Regions from separate parts of the Homo sapiens genome. Here region 2 is linked to region 1. A link is an interaction called in ENCODE POLR2A ChIA-PET data of the cell type or tissue named here. Cell type or tissue: A673. All regions are shown on one strand.

Region 1 (4,000 bases):
GCTGCCTGCCTCGTGGGATTTCCGTGGGCACTCAGGGTAATTAATCTGGGAGAAGGCTGACTCTCTACCTGACACACAGGGAGGCTGTGGTCATGCTGGCCCCACTCACCATTGCCCCCCTGCCTTCTCCTTCCCTTCCCAGCCTCCTCCCCTCTCCCTCTGTGCTTTTTCAAACCTTCCATGTCCAGCTCTGAGACCCCTGGACCCTGAGTCTCAGCCTTGGCAGATGACCCCTCTCTGTCCTGCTGTGTGCATGAGCTCCCCCTTCCCAGCCCTCGTCCAGCAGCACCCAGGAGCCTGAGTACAGCTGGGCACCACCCTCTGTGCAGCTGTGATGGGTGGGGAGGCTCCTGCTCCCCTTCTCTCTTGGCAGTTCTGCCCTGCACAGCTCTGGCCTCCACAGTTCTGGTTGGTTTGTCAAGGACGTTTTTAATCTCCATGGTAAACCCCGGCCGGCGGGGAAGGGGGGTGGCAGGGAGAGAGTGATGATTGGTAGAGCATATACCTGTCCAGGTGCACTGGAGCTGGGAGCAAAGGAGGCTCTGTGAGAGGAGGGCCAGTTCAGCCGCAGCAGGAGGACTGACAGGTGAGGGGTCTCTGGGCGTGGACTGGAGTATGAACCTGGAAGGGCCAGGCAGGCAGGGCATAGGGGATGGTAGGGGCAGTAGCCAGCACCTCACTTTGGCTTTGCAGAGGCCTTCTGGTCCTGGGGTTTTCCTGCCTCTGTGACCTGAGCTGTCGGGGAGAAAGGAGGGTGCTCCGAGATTGGCAGGGAGAGTCGGAGCCATCCATGGGACTCTGCAGTGAGAGAGTCACAGCCCTGGGCAGAGACTGCTCCCAGTAGTGGAAGCACCAAGCGACCCAGGAGGGTGGGAGCGGTGTCCACAGTCTGCTGCTGGACACAGGGGGACACCTAGGAATCCCACCCTCATCCCACAAAATGACACACACAGGCACACACCCTCAGTGACGGAACCTCAGGGATGAGGGCACACACAGACCTAGTGTGATAACACACACACACACGCACAATCCTTCCTCTTCATTTGGGTGGGGAGAGCACTGGAAGGGCCCAGAGGCAGCGCGAGGACGTGCAGCAGCTCACCCGGGTCCTTCCCTCCATCTGCTTCTCCAGGGGCCTGATGGAGGAGTTGGTGGGGCTGCGTGAGGGCTTCTCAGGGGACCCTGTGACTCTGCAGGAGCTGTGGGGCCCCTGTCCCCACATCCGCCGAGCCATCCAAGGTGAGAGCCAGGTCCTCTTCCCTACCCGCGGGGGACCACTCAGGACATCATTCCTGCCTGGCTCCCACCCCACCTCTCTGCCCAGGAACCACCCTCCTGTCATTTGTCCAGGACATGACTGCCCAAAGTCTCCTGGGTGGCAGGGAGGGAAGGGGTCTGTCTGTCCAGCTGTCTGTGGGTCAGATGGGCCAGGCATCTGCCCTCTGCCTTTCAGGAGATACAGCCCAAGGCCTGGTCACTGTGCCTATCTTCCACCCAGGCCTCTCCCTCACCTACCTGTGCCAATGAGGGGACGTGGGGGTTAGCTGCTGGGACAGCTGGGGGCACAGCAAGGGGCTGGGGCAGCCTGCACTTGGCACCCTTCCTTGGAGCCCCATGTGCCTTGTTCACTTTGAGACCTGACTGTCCCCTCAGCTACGGGGCAGAGCAAGTAGGGACCACAGAAGGAGACTAAGTGCAGTGCCAGTGGCTGGTGCCCACAGCCAGTGAGGGCCAGCTCCCAGGCTGGGCTGCAGCCAGCGGGCCAGGGGCATTGCTGGGGACCCAGAGGATACCTGGCGCCACAGGCCCTGGGACACGCAGAAGTCTGCTAGACCCTGGTGCTCTCTAAGCTATGGATCCTGCAGGGATACAGGTGAAAGCTATAGCTGCCAGCCCCCTTCACACTCCCTGTCCCCCAGGAACCTCCCAGTACAGGCACGGGTGGGGAGAGTGGACAGGTCAAAGGCCTTCTGGCAGGGGCAGCAGTCCTGGCATCCACTGTGCCACCACTGTCACCTGCCACAAATCCTGCCCAGCCCCCAGTGTGAGGCAAGCCAGCAGAGGGTAGCTCCAGGCTCACTCAGTGGTGGCCTGAGGTTCTGTTCAGGGCTCCTCCATCCTGACACAGCCATCTGCCAGTCCCAGTGCGAGGAACGTGGACAACTTGCATTCCTCTCTGACTCAGGCGGGGCCCCCTCAGGACTACCCCAGACTCAACTACCAGGGTCCTCCCTGCCTGGAGCCAAGCAGACCTCCAGGGAAGGGGCTGTCTGTGCCCCTTGCCCCAACATAAGCTGGGACTCCGATACCCTGCCCCAGGTGGCCTGGAGTGGCTAAAGCAGAAGGTGTTCCGCCTGGGAGAAGACTGGTACTTCCTGATGACCCTCGGGGTGCTCATGGCCCTGGTCAGCTATGCCATGAACTTTGCCATCGGGTGTGTGGTCCGAGGTAACTCTTCCCTGGCAGGTGCTGCTCTGGGCCAAGGGATTCTAGGCACGCTCTGGGGATACCAGATGGGCCACCAAGTGCAGCGGTGCAGGGACGGACCTGGGTGCGGGGAGGGCTCTGGCTCTACTCCTGATTTGCTCTGTGATCCTGGGCAGGCTCCTGCCCCTCTCTGGGCCTCAGTCTCCTCAGCCGCACAAGGAAGAGAGACCTGAATATTCCCAAGAGCCCTTCCTCCTCTGAGCTCTCTGGCTCCTCTTCCAGCCACCCCGTTCCTTCTCCTTCCCTCCTCCGTGCCTTGGGGCAGGAGTGGGGACACTTGCCTAGATCACCAAACTTGGAGTCTTCCCCCTGCTCCCTCAGCAGCCTGCCTCCACCCTGAGGCCTCCCTGGAAGAGGGGGTGTGGGCAGGAAGGGTCTAAGACACTTTCTCTGGAGACCCTCAGCTGCCAGAAGCAGCACCTACTATGGTGTTACGGTGTTTGGTGCTTCACACCTGTGTCATGTAGTTCTCAGTGGCCCTTTAGTCTTTAATGTCTTTAGTCTTCAATGAGCCTGTGAGGAAGAGCCAATCACTAGCCCACTTGGCAGATGGGGAAACTGAGGCTCAGAGAGGCTGAGTGGCTTGCCCAAGGTCACTCAGCTAGGCAGTGGTAAACCTGGGATATGGACCCAGGGTCGTACTCCTGCCTTTTCTTGGGGGTCTGCACCTCACTCTGTGGCCTGGTCCTCCCCTCTTCGTGACTCCATTTCCTGGTCAGTAAGTGGGCACCACAGTGTCTGGCCCTGAGGGCTGCAGAGGCTGTGGGTGCCTCCCTGATACGCGGCTGTCCCCAGCACACCAGTGGCTGTACAGGGAGATTGGGGACAGCCACCTGCTCCGGTATCTTTCCTGGACTGTGTACCCTGTGGCCCTCGTCTCTTTCTCCTCAGGCTTCTCCCAGAGCATCACGCCCTCCTCTGGAGGTGAGTCCACGGTCGCCATGCCAGTCCCCAGTGCCAAAACCTTCTCAGATCCCAGGGGGCTTCTGATGGGGGGAATCGGGAAGCTGCAGCCTCATTTCTCAAGCCCAGAAGAGTTATGTGGCTTGCCTGAAGGCACACAGCAAGAAGGCCAGATCTTGACTCTTGGGTCACTGCTGGCCCTACTCGCTTTCCAAGGGCTCCTTGGAAGGAGATTGCCCTGTGGGGCCTGTGCTGGTGCCAGGAAGGGGCCCATGGAGGAGGTGCCGCTCCCTCAGGCCACTCAGCCCTTCCTCCAGCTCCAGGCCAGCAGAGGGGAGCTCCAGGCTCACTCAGTGGTGGCCTGAGGTTCTGTTCAGAGCTCCCCCATCCTGACACAGCCATCTGCCAGTCCCAGTGGGAGGAACGTGGACAACTCGCATTCCTCTCTGACTCTAGCATCCAAATCTGCAAAATGAGTTTATGCATCCTAACCTCTGAGGGTTCTGCGTGATCATAATAGGACTAGGTGCAGTGACTCAGTCTATAATCCCAGCACTTTGGGAGGTGGGTGGATCACTTGATCCCAGGTGTTCAAGAGCAGCTTGGA
Region 2 (4,000 bases), 600 kb before region 1:
TGTATGGAGTAAAGATTAAGTTACGTTATAAACACTGGGTTATGTTAATATTAGGCATTCAATAAATATTCTTTATAATCACTATCATAACAATAATGACTATGAAGAGCAAGAAGCGAAAGGGGGTGGCTGGCAGGGAGTGCCGTGGGTGCGGTGTGAGGTTGTTGAACTCCAGGTTAGGATGCCTTTGAGCCCTGACAGCCCCCCAGCAAATTGCTTGGGGTCTCCCTCTTTATCCTCCGTGGGGGAGCCCCAAGCGCCACACTTATGTGCTCTCTATCTCTCCGTCTCTCTCTCTCTCTCTTTCTCCCCCAACCCCATACCCCACTTAGCTGAACTAGGGCAAGAGATCAAGTGTGAGATTCCCAGATAGGACTAGAGGAAGTGGTGAGCGCTGGGCTTTCCCTATATGAGTCAGGCAGTCTGGGGGTGGGGACATGCAGGAACTGGGGAAGCCAGGGGGGCCTGAGGGCTCCTGAGCCCATACCCAACACCCACCCTGTCCAATTGTCTGTTCTCCTGGGACCTGCACGCCCAGAGCGGCCATCAGTAAAGCCTGGGATGGGAGTCAGGAGAGACAGAATTGGGGTCCCTGTGCTCCCACCTTCCCGTGTGCAGTTTTTGCAATGACTCTGCTTCCTTCTGCCATCAGACTGTGCAGTGCAGCTTGGGGGCACCTGCACGAGGAGCAACTTTCTTTCTTTTTCTTTTTTTTTTTTTTTTTTTTTTTTTTGAGACAGAGTCTTGCTCTGTCACCCAGGCTGGAGTGCAGTGGCACAATCTTGGCTCACTGCAGCCTCCGCCTCCCGGGTTCAAACAATTCTTCTGCCTCAGCCTCCCTAGTAGCTGGGATTACAGGCATGCACCACCACACCCAGTTAATTTTTGTATTCTTAGTAGAGACAGGGTTTCACCATGTTGGCCAAGCTGGTCTCAAACTCCTGGCCTCAAGTGATCTGCCCGCCTCGGCCTCCCAAAGTGCTGAGATTACAGGCGTGAGCCACTGCACCTGGTCGAGGAGCAACTTTTTTTTTTTTTTTTTTTTTTTTGAGATGGAGTCTCGCTCTGTCACCCAGGCTGGAGTGCAGTGGCGCGATCTCGGCTCACTGCAAGCTCCGCCTCCTGGGTTCACGCCATTCTCCTGCCTCAGCCTCCCGAGTAGCTGGGACTACAGGCGCCCACCATCACGCCCGGCTAATTTTTTGTATTTTTAGTAGAGACGGGGTTTCACCGTGTTAGCCAGGATGGTCTCAATCTCCTGACCTTGTGATCCGCCCGCCTTGGCCTCCCAAAGTGCTGGGATTACAGGCGGGAGCCACGGCACCCGGCCGCAACTTTCTAATAGTTCCAAAGCCAAGATAGGCCCCCCCTTAAGTAAGCAATGAGCTTCCTGTCCTCAGAGGTATTCAAGGCACTAAACAACGAACTGCATCAGGAATCTGATTTTCAGGAACGACTGAATAAGATGGCCTCTAATATCCCTCCCAACCCCGAAGTTCTCTGCTGTGTCCTGATAGGCATCAGGGCATAGCATAGTCGTTAAGAGTGCATGTGTTTGATCAGGCCTGGTTCAGAGCCCAGCGACACCCTTGTCACCTATGACCTGGGCTAAGTCGCTTCCCCTCTGAGCCTCAGTCTCCTTGTCGGTTCATGTTCATGCCGCTTCATAGGCTTCTTGTGAGAATCTGATGCAAAACACCTGGCATCGTGCCTGGCACATAGCAAGTGCTCAGCAGAGTAGCCAGGAATGATGATAGATTATGACGTGGGGCTCACCTGGGTGCAAGGCTGGGACATCTGCACTGTGCATGGTTGACGCCTCCACTGCCTACCCCTGTGACTCCCTAGTTATCAGAACTGGGGAGAGGGGCAGGGGCAGGGAAGCAACCAGCTGGGGACCATGCTCACCCCAAAGGGAAAGGGTCGTCCTTGGGGGGTAACTGGCTGCTCCGCTTTCGAGAGGGGGATGGATGGGGATTTTGTCCCCAGCATCCAGGGTGCAGCTAGCTGCTGAGCCCTCCCTGACGAGAACTATTCAAGGGGAGGCAGATAGGAATGCGGGCACGGTGCCAGGCCCCGCAGCCTCCCTCCGGTGCTGGAGAAAAGTGCTGAGCTCCCAGGCTGGGCGCTTTCTGCCAGTACTGCCGAATGGCATTGGCCTTCCCAAACAGGCACCAAGCTGGGCTCTCAGTCCAGCCTCCACTGGCCCTGCAAGCTTGAGAATGTGGGACCCTCCATGGGACCAGGAAAAAGAGAGGGGCCAGGGAGGAGAAAAACTTCCAGCTGTTGGAATCCTGCAGTCTGCTGGCTGTGTGACCCTGGGCCAGTCACTGCCCACTGTGGGCCCCAGTTTCCCTACATAATGTAAAACGGGTAGACCAGGCTATCTGGGTGGATCTTGCGGGCTGATCTCTCTTTTTCTGGATCCTCTAAGCCAGCTGCAACCTCAGTTCCAGCTCAGGGAGAAGGGCTGGTGGGTGAGAGGCCCTCTAGCCCAGGAGATGCCTGTTTCCAGCCATCGTGGAACCTCGTTCTCTCCTGTGCTGCCAGTTGTCCCACACACACATTGGCACCATGAGAGTAGCCCCTTCCTCACTTTTCTCCAACCCCGAGGGAAGGTTCCTCGCTCCCTGAGGCTCCTCTCTCCCTGTTCAAGGGCTCTGTCCAGCGGTCTTCTGTCTTCCTACCTCCCAGAGATGCTGGGGCTTTGCGTCGGGCCTAGTAGGGGAAAAGTGGGCCTTTAGAGGAGAGGTCATGCTGGAGGGATCCCCTGGGTCATCATGTCCACCCCTGCCTCCAGGCCAAGCCACCACAAGCCCTGCCTCCCAACCCTGTACCACCAGTCAGGACTGGAGCCTGTGGCAGAAGCCAGTGTGTTTTTTATCATTATTTCTAATATCATCACCCTTTTTATATTGTATATGTGAAGTATATGATGTGCATATGTGACACACACAAACTTCTCAATATAACAACTACTATTACGATGATGATGAAATTAACAGGTTTGAAGGACTCACTATGTGCCAGGCATTTTATATCTGTCAGCTCATTTTCATTTTCTTTTTTGTGTTTGTTTGTCTTTTAAACAAGGTCTCACTCTGTTGCCCAGGCTGAAGAGCAGTGGCTCGATCAGGGCTCACTGCAGCCTCAACCTCCCGGGCTAAAGTGATCCTCCCACCACAGCCTCCCTAGTAGCTGGGACCAGAGGCATACACCACCACGCCCAGCTAATTATTTATTTATTTATTTATTTATTTTTTGAGACAGTGTCTCACTTTGTCACCCAGGCTGGAGTGCAGTGGCATGATCTCAGCTCACTGCAACCTCCATCTCCTGGGTTCAAGCAATTCTCCTGACTCAGCTTCCTGAGTAGCTGGAATTACAGGTGCGTGCCACCATGCCTGGCTAATTTCTACACTTTTAGTAGAGACGGAGTTTTACCATGTTGGTCAGGCTGGTCTCGAACTCCTGACCTCGTGATCCGCCTGCCTCAGCCTCCCAAAATGCTGGGATTACAGGCATGAGCCACCGCACCTGGCCCTTTATTTTTTTATAGAGATGTGGTCTCCCTATCTTGCCCAAGCTGGTCTGAAACTCCTGGGCTCAAGTGATCCTCAGCCTCCCAAAGTGCTGGCATTATAGACATGAGCCACCACGTCCAGCCTCATTTACTCTTTAATAATCTTAAAGGTAGATGTTAGGAATAATAATAACTGGTTTTTAGTATCATAGTAGGCATGTATGAAGTGCTTCCTGTGGACCAGGCTCTGTGCCAAGAGTCTGCTTGTATCGTCTCTTTTAATCCTTGCCTCCATCCTGAGATGAGTTCTTTGATCTCCATGATGTAGATGAGGAAATTGAGGTCTGTGGGGTTAGGTGACTTGACCAGGTCACTCTGCCAGCAGGTGGCAGAGCTGGGGTTTGGACCCAGGTCAGTCTCAGCGGAGTTGATGTAACCACAAACCCTCAAGGCCATCTTCAATCAGGTTGACCCTGG

Evidence for each region. Peaks named below come from ENCODE experiments on the same cell type or tissue, not always from the same donor. Only the 100,000 strongest peaks of a DNase experiment are listed, where the experiment ranks them.
Region 2: POLR2A ChIA-PET joins it to region 1 with 10 read pairs; 2 of 35 experiments call an interaction of 5 or more read pairs at or near these places.

The regions. Positions count from the first base shown.
Region 1 is chr1:16,021,478-16,025,477 of GRCh38, forward strand. CLCNKA (chloride voltage-gated channel Ka) reads left to right here and starts at 559. Exons shown (of 20, transcript NM_004070.4): 1 at 559-586; 2 at 1,136-1,242; 3 at 2,323-2,451; 4 at 3,286-3,414. The coding sequence starts at 1,143. In A673, no CTCF peak of the experiment used is centred here; no DNase peak of the experiment used is centred here.
Region 2 is chr1:15,417,275-15,421,274 of GRCh38, forward strand. All of the region lies in intron 1 of EFHD2 (EF-hand domain family member D2), which reads left to right. Among named protein-coding and RNA genes, the nearest start is that of EFHD2-AS1, 6.9 kb to the left of the region's middle. RefSeq lists silencers at 1-33, 921-1,040. In A673, no CTCF peak of the experiment used is centred here; a DNase peak (open chromatin) is centred at 2,067.